Regions from separate parts of the Homo sapiens genome. Here regions 2, 3 and 4 are each linked to region 1. Evidence: chromatin contacts called from ENCODE Hi-C or POLR2A ChIA-PET data. All regions are on one chromosome and are shown on one strand. Each heading gives the region's core, a stretch centred on a gene start or an enhancer-like site at or near the end of the contact. The rest is flanking DNA. Distances are from core to core; before and after follow the strand shown.

Region 1 (2,700 bases), core at 161-2,660:
AACAAACTCTGGACACGCTGTCTTTAAGAACTGTAACACTCACCGCGAGGGTCCGCGGCTTCATTCTTGAAGTCAGTGAGACCAAGAACCCACCAATTCCGGACACAGGAGGATCGCTTGAGCCCAGGAATTCAAGACCAGCCTGGGCAACCCAGCAACACTCCATCTCTACAGAAGTTGTAAAATTAGCTGGGCGTGATGGGGCGCATCTGTAGTCCTAGCTACTTATCCTAGCCTTGGCGAGAGGATCACTTGAGCCCAGGAGGTTAAGGCTGCAGTGAGCCATGATTGCACCACTGCACTCCAGCCGGGGTAACAAAGTCAGACCGTGTCTCTAAAAATAAATAAATAAATAAAAATAAAATAAATTTGACAACCAAGTTTAAATGGTGTTCTCATTATTCCCATTTTACAGATGCAGTCACTGGGGCCCCCAAGAAGTTAAGTGATCTGCCTAAGATCACATGCCTTTGTTTATATGTGTTGGAATTTTTCAATTCTCTCTGGAAATCCACATCCTCCACCCCCAACCCAGACTCCAACACAACTGCTTCCACCACGGCCCACCTGCGTACCCCACACATATCCCTGAAGTGCAGACTTCCTCCCATCCTTCCCCAGGAAGATTCCCTGGTCTGTGGGGTAGCGAGTGTTGGGGTGGTCTCTCCTTCCCTCCCATGCTTCTAGATTCCTCTGTAGGGTCCCGGTTTTGTTTTTGGTGTGGCAGCAAGCTCACTGCCTTTTTGAGTACTGTATGTCAGTGAGTTTGCATGCACACACCTGGAGGAGGGATGTGTGGGCATGAGAGGTATCTGGGCAAGTGGGCTTACTTGCCCACCTGGGGCACATGTGGGTACAGTGCAGTGGAGCATACATTGCCTAGATTGTAACCGTGTGTGTGCCTAGACACAGGCAAATGAGCCCATGTGGGTGTTCATGAAGGGCCTGCCCCCTGCATGTTTGGGGGTCTGTAGAATGAGTCCCCATTTCTCTCCCCTTCCCAAATAACTGCCACCATCTTCAGTTCAGACTCCTGGGCCCCAGGTAAGGGGCTGGTGAAAACCGCCTGTGACTGGGGACAGAGACACCTGAGTCTTAAGCCCCACCCAGGCTGCTAGTGCCCTTGAGCAGGCATCACCCCACCCAGGCAGCGGGAGTGTCCTCACCCAATGGGATAGGGTGACATGGGGGAGGAGGTTTGAAGCGGGGAGAAGGCAGCGAGGCTTTCAGCTCCCTAGATGGGAGGCTCATTACCCTAGCACTCAGTAGGTTGTAGGGAAGGGGGACTGAGCCAGGACTTGGCACTGACTACAAAGGGTAGGGGCAGCCCCCAGCACTCCCGCCGCGGCAGGCCAGGGGAGGGGCTGTGACGTTTGGTGGCCTCATGCAGCTGAGAGGAAGTAGCTAATTGCCAACCTGATGACTGGCGGCTGAGGAGTGGGGTGATGATGCCACTGGCAGAAGCAGGCGCCCTGGCCCAAGGAGGAGGCCCTTCAGCAACGGAGTGGGCCTGCATTCTGCGGAGGGTGAGACTGAGGTGGCTGCAGTCAAAGGAGAAGGGGGCAGGGGTTTGTTGAGGCTGTGACCGTGGGAAAGCGCTTCTCCAGGGCTTCCCTCAGCTTCAAGGAGAAAGAGTTCAGAGGCCCTGAGGGGATGAAGGGACTTGTGAAGGGGCTTCAGGGGGATGGGTTGGGGGGAAGGAGGTTCCTATTCTTACTCCCCTTCTGCCTATGCTCCCCCAATGTTCCTGTCTCTCCCCTCCCCCACCTTGGCCCCCTCTTTGGCCCCTGTGGCCAAAGTTGTTGAGGAAGGAGGGAGTAGATGGAGGGCTCTTTTCACCAGAAGACCCCCAGGCACAAGCAGCCCACCTTACTGATGGTCAGAGCATCCAGAAGAAGTGGCAAGACTTCAGCTGTCCTCAAAGCAGGAAGACAGAGTGTTTCTGGCAGAAAGAACAGCACAAGCAAAGGTTAGGCAGTGGGGTCTGGAGAGGCTGGTGGAGGACTGGGGCTTGGCTTCAATGGTTATGAGAGGAGGTGGGCAGGATGTTCTGTACCAAGGGCCACACTGTCCCTTCCTGGAAGAAACAGTGGGTACCCAGCACCCAGAGCTTCTCCCACATGCTGGCCACCGCCTCTGGCCCCAGTAGACCTGGCCCTCAACTGCCTCAGCAAGCCTCACAGGTTGGGGACCCCACCCTCATTATTCTCAAGTGCATCAACCCCGAAGGACTGAAGCCCCGAGTCCCAATAAACAGGTCCCATCCATCCGTAGGCCAGTCCGCTGGGCCCCTAGCACCCCCTATGGGCAGGAAGCAACACTAATGGAGGAGGAGCCTCCAGCAGCCTGGGGTGGGGTGGGGGTGGGAGAGTGAGACGTGAGGGAGGAGAGAGACTTGCCCTCTAGGAAGCGGACAGACCATGCCTCAGGAAACCCCAGTGTCACAGGTCACAGACACTGACCTTGAAGCGTTACTCTCATGGGTGAAATTTAGCCCCTGTCCTCAGGAAGCTCCCAGTCTGACGGGGGACACATATAGTGCTCTCAGAGCTGCCTTCTTTAGGGTGAAACTCAGTATCTGGGCTTCAGGAAACTCCCAGTGTAAGGGGAGAGACACGACCCTGCCCTTAGGGATCTCTCAAATGAGGCATACCCACTGGACTTTCGGGAACCATCAATCTGTTTCCAGACATGGATTAG
Region 2 (2,700 bases), core at 63-2,562, 260 kb after region 1:
CCCATCCCACACAACTGCCTTTTACTTCAACTGCCCTCTGGCCCACTCCCACCAAACTCCATCTGGGTCTGGAGGAGGAAGGGTTAAGTGAGGGAGTGAGACACGACAGTTAGTGGGACTGGGGGCTCTGGAGGTAGAGGATGTCAGGGACGCTGACTCTAGCCCTCACTTCCCCTTTCTTAGCAGAGGAGGAAGTAAGCTGGGGCAGCCAGCCGCCTGTCTGTCTGCTGGGGCAAGAGTGCCCCAGCCTGGCTCACCCCATCCTCCTGAGGACCAGTCCCAAACCTACACCCTGGTGGCACCCCCCATGCCTAGCTTCCTGGCCCCGACTGGCAACCTGTAACTGGCACCTGTTGTTCCTTGAGACAGAGCATTCTGAGGTCAGGAACTGGGAATCCCAGATATTGAGCAAATAAGGATGTCCCCTTCCCCAGCAAGAAGAAACAAAAAAACTGGACTTGGTCAGGGGAATTTTCTCTTCCTAAGGGTGGATTATTGGTAGATTTCCAAGATGCTGGCTGGGTTAAGGGTCCTGCCAGCTCTGCCCACCCCGAAATGGGAGGACAGAGATGATTCCATGGCCTAGCTGGACCTCAAAAGTGGGCTGAGAGTTAAGTCTGGAGTTTGGAAGAGCGAATGGGGACTTGAAGGATCTTCACGGGGGAGTGGGGGTGCCCGACCTGTTGCGGCTCTTGGGCAGGCCCAGAGTTAGCATCCCGATTCAGCCTAGCCCCCATACTCACGTGTCTCCGTCCTCGGAGATGTAAGTGAGTGCTTCCAGCTGCTGAGGGCTCAGCGCCCCCACGTGGGGGAGTGGCAGGCGTGGGGCCGGGTCCTCAGCCTCGGGGCCCCCCAGCAAGGACAGGGTGTAGGTGAGCGAGGAGGAGCCATAGGTGGAATCAGCCCGCTCCCCATCCGCGTCTTCCTTCTCCTGTGGTTCCTTGACGGGTCCCGGAGGATGGGTGCAGGGCTGGGGGCTGCCGTCCGAGGGCCCGGAGGCTGGAGCCGAGGTGGACTCGGGTAGGGAGCGCAGAGAGCGCAGAGACTCAATGCCAGAGTCGTACTGGCTCTCCTCCGCCTCGTCCGGCCCCTTCCGCGCCTCCGACATGCCCGCGGCTCTGGCCGGCCGGGGCCCGGTCTGAGCAGGATCCGGCTCCAGGCTCCGCCGCGCCGCCTTTCCGGGTTGCGGGTCCGCTTGGCAGAGCGGGCGCCCGGCCCGCGGCGGCCTCCTTCCCGGGCTGTGGGGCTCCGAGGGGCCGGCGCGCAGCGAGGACAAGGTTCGGAGCGCTGGCCAGGTCCACCCAGCGGTTACTGTGGGCAGCCGAACCGCCCAAGCGGGTCCTCCTCCTCGCCCCGCCCCTCCGGACCAACAGGGTCGCCTCACGCGGATGGCCCCGCCCCCTCCCCGCCCCCGGCGGGCGCTTCCGGAAAGAGGCCCCGCCCCTCCGGAATCCCCCTTCCCGGGCTCTGCGTAGGCTTGGAGTCTGTGGTTCCCGGGCCTTGACTCACTCCTTCGTTGATTCATTCACTCATTCATTCATTCATTCATTCACTCTTTCCCCCTTCCTCCTTCACTCCATTCATTAGTTCCACGCATGTACTGTTTCCTTCTTTCACTTCTATTTCTTAATTCATTTGTTTTATTTTTATTTTTTATTTTTTTGAGACGAAGTCTTGCTCTGTTGCCCAGGCTGGAGTGCAGTGGTTGATCTCTGCTCACTGCAACCTCCGCCTCCTGGGTTCAAGCGATTCTCCTGCCTCAGCCTTTCGAGTAGCTGGGACTACAAGTAGAGACGGGGGTCTCGCTACGTTGCCCAGGCTGGTCTCGAACTCCTGGGTTCAAGCGATCTGCCTGCCTCGGACTACCAAAGTGCTGGGATTACAGGCTGTGAGCCACCGGTCCCGGATCATTCATTTGTTTTAAAAGAAATATCTATTAATTGTCCGTACAAGCTGGCATCTTTGGGGGAGGGCATGTAGGCGATGGGATGGGGAAGCACTGCTTCCTATCCCCTGCCCATTTATCTCAATTTCTCTTGCTTTCTCATCTTTCCCTATCAGTGCCCAGGGGTACGGGTAGGGAAAGGGGACTCCCATTATCTTTAAAGGAGCAGTTCTCCTGGGTCCTGGAAGACAGTCTCCTGTGTCAACGTCCCACATCACATGGAATTGGGCATGAAAATGTTTTTTTGGAAAGAGCGTCTTCTCAGGGAAACTGTTGTCTAAAAAGTAAAGTGGTTGTGGAGTTTCTTCTTCCTCAAAGGGTGAAACCCTGGCCTTGGGTAGTTACAGTTTCTGGTCAACCCCAGCAGTCAAGGAAGTGGGGTCAGGTTGGGGAGGCCCCAGACATGCTGGGTTGCACTCTGCTCAGGTCCCCAACACAGCCCCAATCTTAGTCCCAAAACATCTTTCCTCTTTCACTGTCCCTGGGCCTAGGAAGGCCGTGGGAGCACCCTACTACAAGTGAGCCCTAAGCCCATGCTCCATGATTTATTCCCTCATTCCTCCCCACTATTCCAAGTGCTATCAGCCTAACGCCAGCAATGCCCTTAGAGGGTTATCCGCAAGGGAACATGTAGCTTTTCCATCTCCAGCATTGGAGAAAGGAAGGTGGATGAGTGTAGACAGCAACGTTTTGCAGGGGGGAGGCCAGCTTTCCCACAGCCCTTCCCCTGCAACCTCATTTTATTCATCCATCAT
Region 3 (2,700 bases), core at 95-2,594, 310 kb after region 1:
CAGACAGTACAATGGAAACAGGACAAATTGACTCCCTTCTTGGCTGATCACTGATCCCCAGAGACTCACCTTAAAATATTCACCCCCAAAGGCCCAATTGCCAAGCATTTCAAAGAAGGTATGATGGGAAAGGTCTCGACCCACATCTTCCAGGTCGTTATGGTGTCCTCCAGCTCTCACACATTTCTGGCTGTTGGCCACACGTCGGAAGCCTGCCATCTCGCTTCGTGGATCCACGGTGCCCAGAAAGATTGGCTTGAACTGGAAGCACATAGAGTGGGGAGGGGGAGAGGGATATCCAATTTCTCAGTAGAAGGGAAATGTGGGGAGTGAGGATAGGGATGGCTGTTCAGACCGAAGGCTGACTGTGCCCCTGAGAGTGCAGTGTAATCTTGGTCTATGAGGACAAACTGGGAGCCTCGGGACAGCCATCTCTGGTGTGTGGGGAGCAGAGAAGAGGTAAACAAATCATGAACCGGAGACCCTCTGCCTAGTAAAATAGGCAAGGTAAAAGAAGGAGGAATGTGTTGGGAGCTGGAAATGGGACGCTGAAAGGTGGCATCCTCCGTCTCAGCTTCTTCAACCACACCCAATAACTTCAGGGAACAAAACTGAGACTCATTTAGTAGGGAGCCCAGACGGCCTCTAAGGTTAACTTATGCCGCCCCTATTTTACAGATGAGGACAATGAAGTCTAGAAAAGATGAGTGGTTGATAAAAACCAAAACCTTAGAGAATAGTACTCAGCAAACAATAGGTGATCAATAAACATTTAATGAAAGCGTTATCTTTATTTAAATAACGAATAAATGAAATCAGACTTCTCCCTCGGGATTCCACTCCAGCCATTTCTGGACCTAATACTCAATCCCAATCCAGAAGTTCCCAGCTCAAGCCCTCCCCAAGCCCTCCCTATACTCTGAGCGCCGTACCCCCATCACTTTACCCAACCAAGCACCGCCCTCTTTCCCCAAAAGCTACGAACTCCGCCTCTCGCTTCTTTTGCCCAATCCTGCAGCGTCTTTCTCACCAGAAAACTCACGAACTCCGCTCCCTATCAGTATGGTTCGGCCCTCACCTGGTTCATGCCCGCATTGACAAAAAGCAAACTGGGGTCGCCGCGGGGCCGCACGGAAGCGGAGGGCACCAGCCGGTGGCCATGGCGGTCCCGAAAGAAGTTCAGAAAGGCGGCCCTCACGGCCGAGGCCTTGGCTGCAGGGGGCTCCGATGAGAGCGGCCGATGGCTGAGGCCCCGCCATGCGGGCGACCTTCGAATGGCCCGCCGCAGCCTCCGGGCTGCAGCTGCCACTGACGCTGCCATCGTAGCTCCGGGCAGTGACTTTACGTGGTCAAAGAGTGACGAGGGAAGGAAGCCAGGCGTTTCCTACAGCGGCCCCTGGCGGTAGGAGGACTCAGGGGGCGGCCTCTGCCGCCGGGGTGGAAGCGATCGATTGGGTCGCTGGCAGAGTCTAGCACAGCGCCCGGCACATAGTAGGCTCTTAATTCATTCGGCATTAAGCAAATATTCATTGAGAGCCTACTATGTGCTAGGCATTGTTTTGGGCTTTTAGGGTACAAAATTGACAAAATGCCCTGCCCACTGAAATCCGTATTCTAGCAGTAATTGCTGTTGTGCTTATTAGTTTTGCAAAGTTACAGATGGGGTTGCAATAAACAGGTGTGGATTCAACTTCGTGTGTGTGTGTGTGTGTGTGTGTGTGTGTTTTGTGTGTGTTTTTCCAGGCTGAGGGAAGAAGGCAGAGAGTGACAGGGGAGTATCAGCATTCATTCAAGAGGTATTCAACAAATATTTATTGAAGACCTAGTATGTGCTAGGCACTGTTCTAGGCATTTGCCAGTTTCCTTGGACCTTGGCATCAGACACGGCCATTTTTGCCCGTGAAGCAGGAGTCTATAGGAGAACACAGAAGCCAAACAGCATCTGCTATATTATTAATTGCCTAACATTTGGTCTTCTCATTTGCCTGGGGATCAGAGAGAATCCAGGTCGTCAAGGCAGGAGGAAGCTGTTGGCTAATAGCTGCAGAGATTTCACTCTCTAAGCCTTCTAATGCCCTAAGGTTTTGTGTGTTTTCGTTTAGGATAAGAGATATACCTGTTCTACCTCTCCCTTCTGTCTTTCCATAGTAACAGCTGTGACCCTGAAGCCAACAGGCCCTTGTGGATGCAATCAGGGTGCTCATGGGGCTTCTCATGATGCCCTTGGCTTGGGAAATTAAACAGATTGGGAAGACAGAAGAGAATCTGCCAAAGCTAAAACTCAATAGAGGTTCCAGAGCTGAGGTCAGTGTAATAACCGAGAAGGCCTTAGCCATCAGGGTGGTCTCTTTTAGCCACGATTCTGTGTGTGTTAAGTTATTTGGGGTCTTTGTATACATAGTTTCTCTGCGGAATCTACATTGGACTTGAATTTCTATAGTGATAGTAAATTCTTAACTTTGTGTTCTGACAGCACCTATAACTCCTATTCCATGATCCCCTTTTTCTCCCTTTGCCCACATAGATTAAAGGTGTTGTTTTGAAAGTGTGTTTGGCCTGTTTTGGTTTTTCCAGTGTTTCTGGAACAGAAAGCTAAAGCCAGCTGGGGATTTCTGTGTGATTAATGACTTTTTTATTTTTTTGAGATGGGGTTTCACTCTTGTTGTGCTGGCGTGCAATAGCACAATCTCGGCTCTCTGC
Region 4 (2,700 bases), core at 59-2,558, 300 kb before region 1:
ACATGACAGTATTTGAACAACACACTGTTTCTTAGTCGCTCTGTGCCTCAGTTTCCTCATCTGTACAATGGGGATAATAATGGAACTTGCTTGGTAGGGTTGTTGTGAAGATTATATGAGCTAATGCAGAAAGGCATTGAGAAGAGCACCTGGCAAGTAGTAAAATGCTCAATAAATGTGAGCTGTTTTTATTAATTACCCTCTGGCTCTGCTCCAGATCTGGCCCAACTTCCACCCTCTGTCTTATCTCTCCATGTTCACACACCTCACCAAAGCGACTCAACCTGGTAAACATTTACTAGGGGTCCTCTGTGTGAACCATGCTGTGCCAGGCATTGAAGAAGGGATGTGGTGCATTTGGAATCACCTATGAAGCCGGGGACCCAGAGATGCATAAAACAGGTTTTTGCTCTCAAGACCCACAATCCAGGCCGGAAGAGGCAAGCATGGAAACAGACCTGGCAGAAACACTTCAGGGCTGTTTAATACAGAGGATACTGTCACTCTTTCTGCTTTCTAGGGACATGGCATGGTTCCTCTTGGGGAAATGATTCTTTTGTGGGGAAATCACAGCAATGGGCCCTTTGTGCGAAAAAGGCATGGCTTGACTATGTGAAGATGAAGTCAAGACAGTGATAATTTTGCATAAGATTTGAGGAAGCTGGCATCTATCTCTGAGACAACTGGCCAGAGAGGAGTGGAGATGGGGCCCTCGGAAGAGGGCCAGTGGGTGAGGACTACCATCAAATAAATCTCCAGGCAGAATTAAGCCTCATCTTGATTTTTAAAAAGCATTTTTGTTTGTAGTGGTATATTTTCATATTTTAATTTTTTTTTTTTTTGAGATGGAGTCTCACTCTGTTGCCCAGGCTGGAGTGCAGTGGCATGATCTCGGCTCACTCCAACCTCTGCCTCCCGGGTTCAAGCGATTCTCCTGCTTCAGCCTCCTGAGTAGCTGGGATTACAGGCACGCACCACCACGCCCGGCTAATTTTTGTGTTTTTAGTAGAGGCAGGGTTTCACTATGTTGGTCAGGCTGGTCTCGAACTCCTGACCTCGTGATCCGCCCACCTCGGCCTCCCAAAGTGCTGGGATTACAGGCGTGAGCCACCGCACCCGGCCTTTTAAAATTTTAAGAGTGTGAAAGTATATATAATGAAAAGTCTCCCTCCCCTTCTCCCCTCACCAGATTCTTATGTGGTTTCCCAGAGATATTCTAGGTATACGCAGCAAATGTATATCAACATGTTTTCACTTCCCCCACTCCCACACCCTCCCCCTTTCTTTGGTAAATATGCCATTCACAGTATTCTGCACCTAGCTTTGTATTTACTCAGCATTTGCTTAGCACTGTATTTACTTAGTGAGCATACCATGAGCAGCAAGAGCTTCCTCGTTATTTTTTCTGTTTTTTTTTTGTTTAGTTTTGTTTTGTTTTCTTTTTCTTTTTTTGAGATGGATTCTCGCTCTGTCATCCAGGCTGGAGTACAATGGCATGATCTCAGCTCACTGCAAGCTTTTCCGCCTCCCGGGTTCAAGTAATTCTCCTGCCTCAGCCTCTTGAGTAGCTGGGATTACAGGCACACTACCACCACGCCTGGCTAATTTTTGTACTTTTAGTAGAGACGAGGTTTCGCCATGTTGGCCAGATTGGTCTCAAACTCCTGACCGCAGGTGATCTGCCTGCCTCGGCATCCCAAAGTGCTGGGATTACAGGCATGAGCCACTGCACCCGGCCTCTGTTTTTGTTTTTTAATGTGTCAGTATTTTACACTGCTAAATGTACACACTTTATAGAGAAGCACAATCCTATGGTTTTTAAATAATAACAGGGAAATGGTTTAACATACTAGGGTTGGTTTGCCTAAGCCATTGCTCTCCAGCCTGGGTGACAGAGCGAGACCCTGCCTCAGAAAGAAAAGGAAAAAAAAAATGGTTTCACTGTACATAATATATGTGTGAAGTGACCATAAACACTAGAAACATCTAGAAATACTAGAACTATATTTCAGAAGAATGTAGTTTGATATTTATTGAGTATAAAATTTTCTTTTTTTTTTTTTTTGAGACAGTGTCTGAGTGCAGATCTTGGCTTACTGCAACCTCTGCCTCCTGGGCTCAGGCAACCCTTCCGCCCCAGCCTCCTGAGTAGCTGGGACTACAGGCGTGCACTATCACGCCCAGCTAATAGTATAAAAGTTTTGTGCACAGTGTAACAAATACAATTTTTACAAATCTGCTTTGAAAATGTGGTGGTCATTTCTTCGGGTTTCATACTATTTACTTCATCCATTGCATTTTAAATAGCTTTGTGTCTTGTAACAGCTCGGTTCATCTAGTCCTGGAGTCTAGCTCCAGTCAGCCCACTTTTACCTGCTTGGTGAGGACACCAGAGCCTGCTTCCTCTTCCATTACTGTTATTAAGATTCCAGTTGCCAGATGTTCCTCCTCTCCAGTCAGGTCAGCTATGAGCAAAGTGTCATCAAACACGGCAAAGGAAGTTGCAGCTGGGTAAGTTCTAGTATTCAAATAACTTCTCTTCTTAACTTCTGCTAAAATAGTCTCTTTCTAGCAACTTCAGGCAACTGTACATTTTAAAAAGCTGCTTACAAAGCAAATGTGCAGGCATCCAAAATGCTTCCATAATAGGCAAATGAGAGAGGCGAATGAGATCATAGCATAGAATTCAAGCACGCTTTC

The links. A loop is a pair of places that touch in the nucleus more often than their neighbours do. ChIA-PET counts read pairs that join two places held with the same protein, here RNA polymerase II (POLR2A). Pooled maps may share reads with other maps.
Region 2: a pooled map shows a loop between it and region 1 (3-fold over the local background). The contact joins the promoter of NFKBIE here to the promoter of LINC03040 in region 1. A Hi-C loop is called at or near these places in 2 of 37 single-sample maps with no recorded cell type and 3 of 50 pooled maps. POLR2A ChIA-PET finds 5 or more read pairs at or near these places in 1 of 52 experiments (PC-9).
Region 3: a pooled map shows a loop between it and region 1 (6-fold over the local background). The contact joins the promoter of AARS2 here to the promoter of LINC03040 in region 1. A Hi-C loop is called at or near these places in 5 of 50 pooled maps. POLR2A ChIA-PET finds 5 or more read pairs at or near these places in 2 of 52 experiments (B cell and Panc1).
Region 4: a loop to region 1 is called in a pooled map, with 2.3 times the contacts of the local background. The contact joins the enhancer-like site here to the promoter of LINC03040 in region 1. A Hi-C loop is called at or near these places in 2 of 37 single-sample maps with no recorded cell type and 2 of 50 pooled maps. POLR2A ChIA-PET finds 5 or more read pairs at or near these places in 4 of 52 experiments (BJ, H1, activated B cell and 1 more).

Annotation. Positions count from the first base shown.
Region 1 is chr6:43,999,175-44,001,874 of GRCh38, forward strand. It overlaps LINC03040 (long intergenic non-protein coding RNA 3040), which reads left to right and starts at 1,411. Exons shown (of 3, transcript NR_160956.1): 1 at 1,411-1,526. It overlaps SCIRT (stem cell inhibitory RNA transcript), which reads right to left. Exons shown (of 5, transcript NR_125864.1): 2 at 1,869-1,942; 3 at 1,417-1,541; 4 at 44-334. It overlaps LOC124901321 (a long non-coding RNA gene), which reads left to right. Exons shown (of 2, transcript XR_007059591.1): 2 at 1-380. RefSeq lists an enhancer at 1,518-1,667.
Region 2 is chr6:44,264,239-44,266,938 of GRCh38, forward strand. NFKBIE (NFKB inhibitor epsilon) reads right to left here and starts at 1,313. Exons shown (of 6, transcript NM_004556.3): 1 at 744-1,313. The coding sequence starts at 1,108. RefSeq lists enhancers at 1-47, 440-939 and a silencer at 858-1,527.
Region 3 is chr6:44,312,003-44,314,702 of GRCh38, forward strand. It overlaps AARS2 (alanyl-tRNA synthetase 2, mitochondrial), which reads right to left and starts at 1,345. Exons shown (of 22, transcript NM_020745.4): 1 at 1,079-1,345; 2 at 70-261. The coding sequence starts at 1,321. It overlaps LOC124901322 (a long non-coding RNA gene), which reads left to right. Exons shown (of 3, transcript XR_007059594.1): 3 at 2,149-2,545. RefSeq lists an enhancer at 1,090-1,649.
Region 4 is chr6:43,703,668-43,706,367 of GRCh38, forward strand. It overlaps the pseudogene EXOSC8P1. Among named protein-coding and RNA genes, the nearest start is that of MRPS18A, 17 kb to the left of the region's middle. RefSeq lists an enhancer at 1-222. Within about 2 kb of position 1,309, at least 8 of the 41 ENCODE cell types and tissues checked have a DNase peak (open chromatin) inside an H3K27ac peak, as active enhancers do.